2 separate regions of the Mus musculus genome follow, and region 2 is linked to region 1. Evidence: chromatin loops called from intact Hi-C (ENCODE). Cell type or tissue: left cerebral cortex. All regions are shown on one strand.

The links. Hi-C counts contacts between places; a loop is a spot of excess contacts. Peaks named below come from ENCODE experiments on the same cell type or tissue, not always from the same donor. Only the 100,000 strongest peaks of a DNase experiment are listed, where the experiment ranks them.
Region 2: a loop joins it to region 1, with 3 times the contacts of the local background. A loop is called at or near these places in 8 of 42 quality-filtered maps.

What each region holds. Positions count from the first base shown.
Region 1 is chr14:79,388,088-79,393,087 of GRCm38, forward strand. Naa16 (N(alpha)-acetyltransferase 16, NatA auxiliary subunit) reads right to left here and starts at 2,581. Exons shown (of 20, transcript NM_025832.2): 1 at 2,475-2,581. The coding sequence starts at 2,528. In left cerebral cortex, a CTCF peak has its summit at 2,636; DNase peaks (open chromatin) are centred at 1,865 and 2,631; H3K4me3 peaks cover 1,744 bases; H3K27ac peaks cover 1,459 bases.
Region 2 is chr14:79,334,067-79,339,066 of GRCm38, forward strand. It overlaps Naa16 (N(alpha)-acetyltransferase 16, NatA auxiliary subunit), which reads right to left. Exons shown (of 20, transcript NM_025832.2): 19 at 2,322-2,419; 20 at 441-1,865. The coding sequence ends at 1,668. Among named protein-coding and RNA genes, the nearest start is that of Rgcc, 35 kb to the left of the region's middle. In left cerebral cortex, a CTCF peak has its summit at 2,762 (motif pointing left); no DNase peak of the experiment used is centred here.

The DNA.
Region 1 (5,000 bases):
TCTTATAAAAATTCCTTTAAAGTGGTGCTATCATCTCGCTTTACTAATGTGGAAAGTAAAGCGAGACACTAGCACACAGATACAAGCCTCCTACCCTCTGCCTATCCAATCCTATCTACTACTCACTTTCATCTGCTACCCACTGCTATCACTCTGTTGTCTCTGACATTCTAGTTATTTACTATCTATCTTCAGAACCATCCTGTGAATTCTAGGAGAATGAATGCTTTTTTAAAGATTTATTTTATTTTTATGAGTTCACTGTAGCTGTTTTCAGACACACACCAGAAGAGGGCATTGGGTTCTATTACACATGGTTGTGAGCCACCATGTGCTTGATGGGAATTGAACTCAGGACCTCTGGAAGAGTAGTCAATGCTCTTAACCACTGGGCCATCTCTCCAGCCCGAGAATGAATTCTTGTTTAGGCTTCTTTACACTAGACAAGTAATCAAGAGCTGTCCAATAAAATCATCCTCCTAGATTCACAGCAACACGGCGCCAAGGGCACAGCTAATTCTTGCAGGAGATTTTGGATGTGGAGGTGATAATTTCAAAGCATTCATTAAAATATATTTAAAATGAATTTTCTTGATTGGCTCTGGGAAGATTACCAAATGGTTAGAAGATAAAAGTAACAGAAAAAATATTGAACCATATGAATAAATTAAATAGCTATGTGGCCAAACCTGGTGGCTCGTTCCCTATAATCAATCAATCAACGCCAGTCCTTAGGAAGTTAGATGAGGCAAAAGGCTGCCATGAGTTCTAGGCTAGCCTAGATTATACAACCTACTGTGGGCTGGAGTGAAACTCTGAAACTCCTCAAAGTAAGCAAAATAAAATAGGAAATAGGGCCAAGGAAATGGGTCAGTTAGGAAAGATGCTTGCACCAAGCCTGATTACCTGAGTTTGACTATGGGAGGAGACAACTGACTCCTGGAAGGTGTCCTCTAATCTCTGCACAAACGCCATGGTGTGCACACATGCACATAAATAAATGTAGTAAAAAAATTTTTTAAAGGTCCAGCTTTGACTATTGAGGTTCACTTGATAATTAACAAAGACAGTGGGCTATAAGCAGAAGAAACTACTGAGGAAGAGTACAAGTGTTCTTTAACTAATCCTGATCTTTGTCAGCTACCAAAGGAGTGAACACTTCTGACATTTATTTGCCACACACGCTTCTCTACTAACTGTACCAAACTGAGATTTGAAACATTATCATCCCAAGGCTAGATGTGGTATCCAGAACTGTAATCCCATCACCCTCCAGGCAAAAGCAGATGAGTTCAAGGTTATTTTTGGCCAACCTGAAATATATGGCCATCTCAAAAAAAAAAAAAAAAAAAGAAAGAAAGAAAAAGAAAAAAAAAGAAAAAAAAAAAAGAAAAAAAGTAGTCCCCTAGTCCACTTGTATCATTGTTAACATTCTCAATGCTACATGTCAAGCTTCTGTTGGCTTGAGCCAGTACTAAGTGTAACATTTTGTCAGGTGATGGCAACAAAGTATTAAGATCAGTGTTTCCTTACTCAACAGCTAACGCTATTCAGCCACGTGCTCTCAATACAAATTCACCCTGAAATCTAAAAGCTTGCCCAGCAAGTAGCACATTCTCAAATTAAAAGGGCAGCTTAGAACATACCGCTATTAACTCATTTTCTTTTCTAAATCTTTAAGAGCCCCGCAACATACAGAGAAGAAGCGTGTCACCTCTCTCCTCCCTGAAAGGATATAACCTGGTCAAGGTGCCAAGGTGGCAGATATGCTGGCACACTCCCCAGAGAAAACTTCTTGTCTGGGCACAGTGGCAAATGCCTTGAATCCCAGCACTCGAGAGGCAAAAAAAAAAAAAGCAGCTCTAAAATCTAGGCTAGCTTTGTCTGCATAGAGAGATCCAGGCCAGCCAGGGCTACAGAGTGAGCATGTCTTAAGTAAACTTTAAAAACGTAAAACCGAACCTCGTTTAGCTGGGCATGGGTCTAACATGACCAAGGCAACTTGTTATTAATCATCATTATTACTATTCTTATTCAGGCTTCAAAGCCACGTAAAGGGTCTCAAGCACAAAGCCCTTCTCCGCAGCTTTCATCACGAGGACGAGTTAGAAGCAAGTTTCTGGCAAATCACTTCCAAAACCGGGCCCGCACAAACATGCAAACTCTCCCGCACAGAGGCATGGGCTCCCGAGGATCGCGGGCTCCATGTTCCCGTACCCCGCAAGCAGCGGTGCTTGGCCCAGCCTGGACCCGAAGCAGCTCGGACTACTCCGAGGGGAGGACTGCAGGGACCCGCTGAGCCCGGCGCCGGGGTTCCGGCGACTCGGCCGGGGAACTTTCTGGAAAGCTCCCGCAGTGGGGAGCTCCAGAGTCAGGGAGGGAGCGCCGCGGGGGAACGGAAGGAGAAGCGGCCGGAGGAGAGCCCGGCTCGGTGGGAAAGAAAGCGCGCAGGGGTCGGGCGGGCCACCGCTCACCAGCACGCGCTTGAAGAGGGCGCTCTCCTTGGCGGGCAGCTGCACGCAGGGCATCGTGGCGGCGATGGGGAGGCCTGCTCGAGCGACCAGCCAGGACCCGGGCCGCGGGTTACCTCGGCGGGATGCCACGGGAAGCGGAACACAGCGCACTCCAGTGGGCGGCCCGGGAGGGAAGCCCGCGCGCGCCAAGATGGCGACCAGGGCTCGCCCCGCCCCCCCGCGGGGTGCGCATGCGCAGTCTCGCGGCCAAGAGAAAGACTAGACTCTTCTCACCCGGGAGGTCTCCGGGTCGGTGCAGGGCTGTGGCTCCTGTCACGTCTTAAGCGCCTAGTCATTTACTCGCCCTAATCTCTGGACTGTTCGTCTCACGCTGGTTATTAGGCTTCTGTCCTAGATGATGTAAAACTGTTTTCCGAGTTAACTTTTATTCTTTTGTGCAGTGGAAACCCTGCTTAATACCACGAACACTCTTGGTTTAGAATCCATTTGTCCTTCCTTTTCTTGCTGTTTTTAAAAGGACTCTTAAAAAGAAGCCTTAAACCGGGCGGTGGTGGCGCACGCCTTTAATCGCCTTTAATCCCAGCACTAGTTCTGAGTTCGAGGCCAGCCTGGTCTACAGAGTGAGTTCCAGGACAGTCAGGGCTATACAGAGAAACCCTGTTTCGAAAAACAAAAAACAACAACAAAAAAAGAAGCCTTATCTTTTCATTGCATATGAAAGTAGTGATCAGACCTTGAAATGATGGAACTGGCGAGACAGCCCCTTTAGGCAAAGGATAGGAAGGAGAAAAAAAAAAAAAAGTCTCAGCCGCGAGGGAACCCAACATTTTCAGTAATAATTGCAGAATTTTTACAGATCTACTGATCCTCGAGTCTACTGCCTCTTTCACCACATAGACTACCCAATAATGGGAAAAACAGGATACAATCCTAGAATGTTTCAGGGATGACTTCTCCAAAAAAATGAAACATACTAACAACACGCAAGAACATACAGATAGACATCTGTGACAAGAAGGATCACATACCAGATGTTGGTGTAGTATTAAAAGGTGTGTGTAAACATATGTATATAAACATATAAATTCTGAATCCTAATTTCTGCACGTGCCTGTAGTAATAGTACTGGAAAATCAAGGGCAAGAGGATTACAAGTTCAAAGCCAGGCTAGGCTATGTAGTGAGAGCCTTTTTTTTTTTTTTTTTTTTAAGGGGACGGAAGAAGCTACAGGAATCGGGAAATGGCACATCCTATAAAGTTCATTCTCCAGAACCCTTTTGCTTGTTTTGTTTTTCAGAGACAGGGTTTCTCTGTGTACCCTTCGCTGTCCTGGAACTCACTCTGTAGACCAGGCTAACCTCAAACTCAGAAATCTGCCTACCTCTGCCTCCCTAAAGCTGGGATCAAAGGCGTGCGCCACCACTGTCTAACATGGAAGGTGACTCAAGATAGGGTTGCCCGTGTCAATCACTTGCCAGAGATAACTATAGGTAATAATTCTACATAAGACACCACATTGACAGATGCAATGTTTGCTTTCAGGTGAACTTCATCCTATGCCCCCCACTCCGTCCCCTATGTTTGAGAGGGTTTGATCTTCTTTTGTTTTGTTTTGTTTTGTTTTGTCTTGAGAGAGGGTTTCTCTGTCTAGCCTTGGCTGTCCTGAAAATTGCTCTGTAGACCAGGCTGGACCCAAACTTTTAGAGATCTGCCTGCCTCTGCCTCCCAAGTGCTGGGATTAAAGGCATGTGCCACGGATGCTTGGCCTGAAACAACATTTTTGTTTCTTGAGTTTTTTTTTTGTTCATTTGTTTGGGTTGTTTGTTTGTTTGTTTGTTTGTTTGTTTTTAAAGAAGAAAAAGAAGCCAGCAGTGCTGAAGAGTAGACTCAGTCAAATATTCTAGCTCTTCCAGAGTTCCCAGCACTTGACAACCCCCTCTATACCCAGAGGACCTAATGATTACTCCTAGCCTCTGTGCATTCTCTCTCTCTCTCCTCTCTCCTCTCTCTCTCTCTCTCTCTCTCTCTCTCTCTCTCTCCCCACACACACTACAATTAAAAATAAAATAAATCTTTTTTAAAAAGAAAAAAAAAATACATGGTGGCACACACTTGTAGTTTCAGTCTGGAAAGTTGAGAACAAATCCTCCAGGCTATCTGGTGAGCTCTGTCCTAGTAAAAGACCCTGTCTCAAAAACCAAGGTGGACAGCTCCTGACTTATTTACACTTAAGGTTGCTCTCTGACCTCCACACACATGTACACACAGGTACACCCACTTGTACACATGTACATATATACGCATACCTTAGTTGTCTAGGCTATGGTGGGGTAAAACAGGAGAGCAAGAATTCAAAACAAAACAAAATAAAAAACCTCCACAGGGCTGGAGAGATGGCTCAGTGGTTAAAAGCACTGGCTCCTCTTCCAGGGGACCTGAGTTCAAATTCCAGCAACCACATGGTGGCTCATAAATGTCTGTAATGAGCCGGGCGTGGTGACACATGCCTTTAATCCCAGCACTTGG
Region 2 (5,000 bases), 54 kb before region 1:
TCAACCAGCATCCTGTTGGCATTAAGAGGAATGACTTACTTGCCAGGACAGATAGTCCATGACCAATATCCTTTTCTTACTTGCCAGGACAGTTCATGACAAATAGCCATTAGTTTTTCTTTTTTTTTTTTTTAAATCAGTGTCTCAACACGTATCCCTGGCTGGACTGGAATTCCATCTATAGAGCAGACTGGCCTCCTATTCAGAGATCTTCTGAAGTGCTGGGATAAAAGAAGTGTACCACCATGCCTGGCCCCATTTTATACTTTTAAAACACCAAAGAATCCTATTTACTGTGGCACCAAAGCATATCTGGAAGTTGGTTATTGACAGTCACATTTTCTATAAACTTGAAAAGATTGAGATGATTAAGTTTCTACTTTCCCAAAAAATATTTTTCTAGTATGGATACAAAATAATAAAAGATATAAACAAGCAACTCTGCATGAAATAATTTATTGTAGCATTGTCTAGGTTGGCATTATTTTACAGTGATCTTTTTTCCTCTTCAATAGCTATGAATCTAAGAAATAAAGGAAAACCACTTTAATTAGAACTGTCTAAATAAAATCATCTCTCTGGGTTTATATCAGGTAGATTTACAGACATATTGACACTGAGAAATGGAGTGATTCCATGATGTAGATATGGCAAAAAGGGCTCCCCTCAAATACTGTCCAACAGCACTATGAGTTAATAGTTTAATTGTAGTTTAAGGTCTCATCTGAGAGATCTAAAACTTCACTGAAGGGCTGTGAGGGAGGTAGTGCTGTGTTCTAGTGTGTACTCTGCCAAGTCCTCCTCCCTTGAAGAAAACCTCTCAGAGTAGCTGCTTGCTAAGTCTCCAAGCAGCTCAACCACGAAAACACAATTCCTACCCAATCGCCTGTAAGACTAGACTACATACACAACAAATTTAACTGTTAAATTTACATGACTAAGAGGCAAACCAGTCTTCACATTCGGAATCATCAACATAACACTGGTGTATCCTTATTCAACCATAAAGTATCACTTTTATGGCTATGACAAAGGAAATAATCATACAAGTTAAGGTAAAAAGGGGACAAATCACATTATCGACCAAAATGAGAAATATGGCTATTTCTTAACATTCAGTTAACCCTTCAAAATAATCAAATAAACCAGAGGTCAAAACAGATTCTGAAACTAGGACCTAAAGAAAATAGTGTCAGAAAGCTGTCTATACCTTAATCAGCAACTGAAGCATATAATACAGAAGCAACAACACTCATAATTCAGAAGTATAAGACTGTACAAGTATAAACAAGTACCTGTAACAGATGTCCATGTAAATTGAAGGCCAGACACAGCATAAAATAAGTTTACACAATATTCCATTTAAAACTTCTATCCAGAGCCGGGCGTGGTAGCTCACACCTTTAATCCCAGCACTCGGGAGGCAGAGGCAGGTGGATTTCTGTAGGCCAGCCTGGTCTATAGTGAGTTCCAGGACAGCTAGAGCTACACAGAGAGACCCTGTCTCGAAAAAACCAAACCAAACCAAACAAAACAAAACAAAAAACAAACAAACAAAAAACCCCTTCTATCCAAATATTTTATTTTACGCCAGTTTAAAATGTACAGTGAAAAAGAAACCTGATGTGAATTCAGCTTTGAGTCTTAGGAGCAACTTCCCACAAGATTCAAATTTCATTCATTAAGAGCTTGTGGTCAGCTGTGTGGTTCAGCTCAGCACTGAGACCGAGGGCTTCCCTCGCAGCAGGCAGGAAAGCAGGTGTGAGTGGGAGCAGGCTATGGCAGGTCTTCCTATACTCTTCATATTGGGAGCTACAGTTCCCAAAGCTGCCATCCAGGAGGGCCTCAGACACCTTTATTAGAGTCTATTGACACAAGGAGAAAAGACCAATTGTAAAAAAATAAAGTAGCTCAGCTAATAATTTTAATCAACAGAGACAACTTATCCCACAGAGAGACTGCAGTTGCTTCTTCCTATCTACAGTAAGTAATTATTTCAAATAAAGAAGGCTAAACTCTAGCTCTGAGCTGGTTATGGAGGCCCAGCGCTCAGGAGGGTGACGCAGGATTCCAATTTCAAGTGCTGTGTAAAAGGGCACTCAAGTGTCTCTCCGGATGAGCTAGGAAGAGGTGTTTACTTCGTGCTTTGCTATTTCAGTTAACTATACAACAGGTATCACTTCCACACCCATAACTGGCCTCAAGTCACACGCAATAATGGATAGAGGCTGAGCGCTTTGACCCACTTAAAACTATGTTGTAGAGATATATGTTTTGTTAGATCTTGCAAGACCTATAAATCAAGCTCTGAAGAATCTTACCTTCACATTTTTATTTTTTATAGTTTCATCCAACCTAGTGGCTGTAGCAATTGCTTTTTCTTGCCTTGACTTGTCCAGAAAATACATCATTTTAGCACCTGAAATTCCAAGACATTATAAGGATGAGTAACTCCTAAGGCTTACATTTCATCTGACTTATCCTGACCACTCGCATGTGGCTACAGTGTTTAGTCACTCAGTGGTGGGCTAGAGCTGGCAGCCCCCAGCTTTAGGCAGCCAACTGTGACATTTCTTCCTATTCAGAAACATCTCATTGAACCTTTCAGCTACACTGAGACGAATTACCATGGCAAATATCAGAAGAGAAGGTAAGAGCCTTTGCTGTTCTTACAGAGGATTCAGGTTCCGTTCCCAGCACCTATGTAGCAGCTCGGAATCTGTAACTCCAGTTCCAGGGAATCTGACCCCCTCTTCTGGTCTCCACAGACATTGCACGCGTGTGCATCAACATACATACATGTAAACACTCATTTCACATAACATTTTAAAAATACATTTTAAAACAAAACACGTTATCAAAGTTTTTCCTTCACAGTTATTAAACACTTACTGAAAAAGCCTAATTTGACAATTTCTGTGCTTAGAAACAGTATAATTCAAAACATAAACTCACAGGGCTAGCCTCTATCGTCAATCATTTCAGGTAGAAACACTTAAACAGCATAGCACCTTAAGTAAGGCATCTACAGAACAAATTATTGTCATGAAGGTATACATGCTCACAGAAAGACCTCGCCACACGCATAGAGAAGGGGATTTAAAATAAAACTAAGCCCGGTTCCAGCATGTCTTACAGATATGGCCTAGATTCACAGTCCCACTGTAGTCTTATTAATGTACATTAATTGGCAGTAATTTGTTGAGAATGCTATATAATATTAACTTACAGTTACAAAATGGTCTTTTGACTTTGTTTTATTCTTATATGGTAGACATTTTCCTTTTCCTTAGAATTACATTTAATATTTCAAAATCAATTTCTCACAATTATTAAAATGCTTTTTATTATCCTGGTTTTCTAAAAATTACTACTTTCACCTATTACTTTAATTTTTTTTATTATTTTTAAGATATGTGTGTGTGTCTCTGTGTGGGGGTTTATGCATGTGAGTAGAAGTAGCCAGAGGCCGGCCGGAGGTGTTCAATTCTCCCTGGAGCTGGAGTGAACAGGTGGCTGTGAGCTGCTGAGGAGATGCTGAGAATCTAACTCAGATCATCTGGAAGAGCAGCGCATATATGCTCTTAACAGCCGTGCCATCTCTCCAGCCGGTCCTCTGTTCTTAAAGAGAAATTCTTCTCTGCTCTTTCTGCCTAGAAATGTAATTTTTATTAATGTAAGTATTTCTTCCAAACATGTCAGAATGGAGACTTCTCCTCTAACAACAAAATTCAGATTAAAATCCCGCCCCCCCCCCCGCCCCCCGCCCCAGTGGTACACCCTTCGTTTGTCTTCAACTCCTCTTCCATCAGCTTTCAACAATGTTGCCTTTGATACTTTAGGCCCTCGTGTAAGCTGCCTAAAATCCTTTCCATAACAAGACAGGATACAAAGAACTTTTCAAGACAAAAAGTACATAAAGCAAGGCTAGGAATGCAGCCCAGCTCATAGGATGCTTGCCTAACTTAGCGCAGTCTCCAGCACTGCACACAACTGGATGTAGTGGCACCGGCTACAATCTCAGTACTCAGGATGTACAAGCAGTGAGACGTTCTAAGAAGTTCTAGGTTATCTGTGGCTTAAGATATTTAAGACACTGAAATGATATTAAACAATCCATAAAAATACAAAACAAAACAAACCCTAAGAGCAATAAAAATTTGAGGAAAAAAATTTACTCATAATCCAAAGTCAATGTAAAGTTTTGGTATAAACTTCCTTTCAGACTTTTTCCCAGGCATATTTTTACACAGTTGAGATTTATTGTTTGCTAATTTCTACATATGTAGTCTAAGAGTTATTTGTAACCAGGTAGGAGTAATCCACCACTTAGGTCAAAGCAGGAAGACTAAGTGCAAACTCAGCTGCTTACTAGGTTCAAAGCCAGGCTGGGCTACACGAGACCTTATCTCAAAACAAAAGAAACAAACAAAAAAAACGAAAGCAATTTCTAGGGCTGGAGAGATGGCTCAGTGGGTAAGAGCACCCGACTGCTCTTCCGAAGGTCCTGAGTTCAAATCCCAGCAACCACATGGTGGCTCACAACCATCTGTAACAAGATCTGACTCCCTCTTCTGGAGTGTCTGAAGACAGCTACGGTGTACTTACATATAATAAATAAATAAATCTTTAAAAAAAAAAAGATATAATTAAAAAAAAAAAAAAACGAAAGCAAAAAAGGCTGTTACTCACTGGTATTATAAATTGTTTGAATAAATACTGCTTTAAATGACCACTTGGCATTCCATTCTACCATTGACTACTGGTTCCCATATCTCTGAACATATTTTAGTTCATTCTCTTTCCCCCAAATTTACATACATTTCAGTAGATATCTTTGCACTGAAAGCTTTCTTTGCTTGGAATAATTTGGTTTGAGCCAGGGTCTGTGTATATAACTGACAAAGGCTGGCCTCAAACTTATCATCCTCCTGCATCAGCATGTGGAGTCCCAGAGATTACAGGTGAAAATTACTACCCCTCAGTAGTAGTTGGATTAA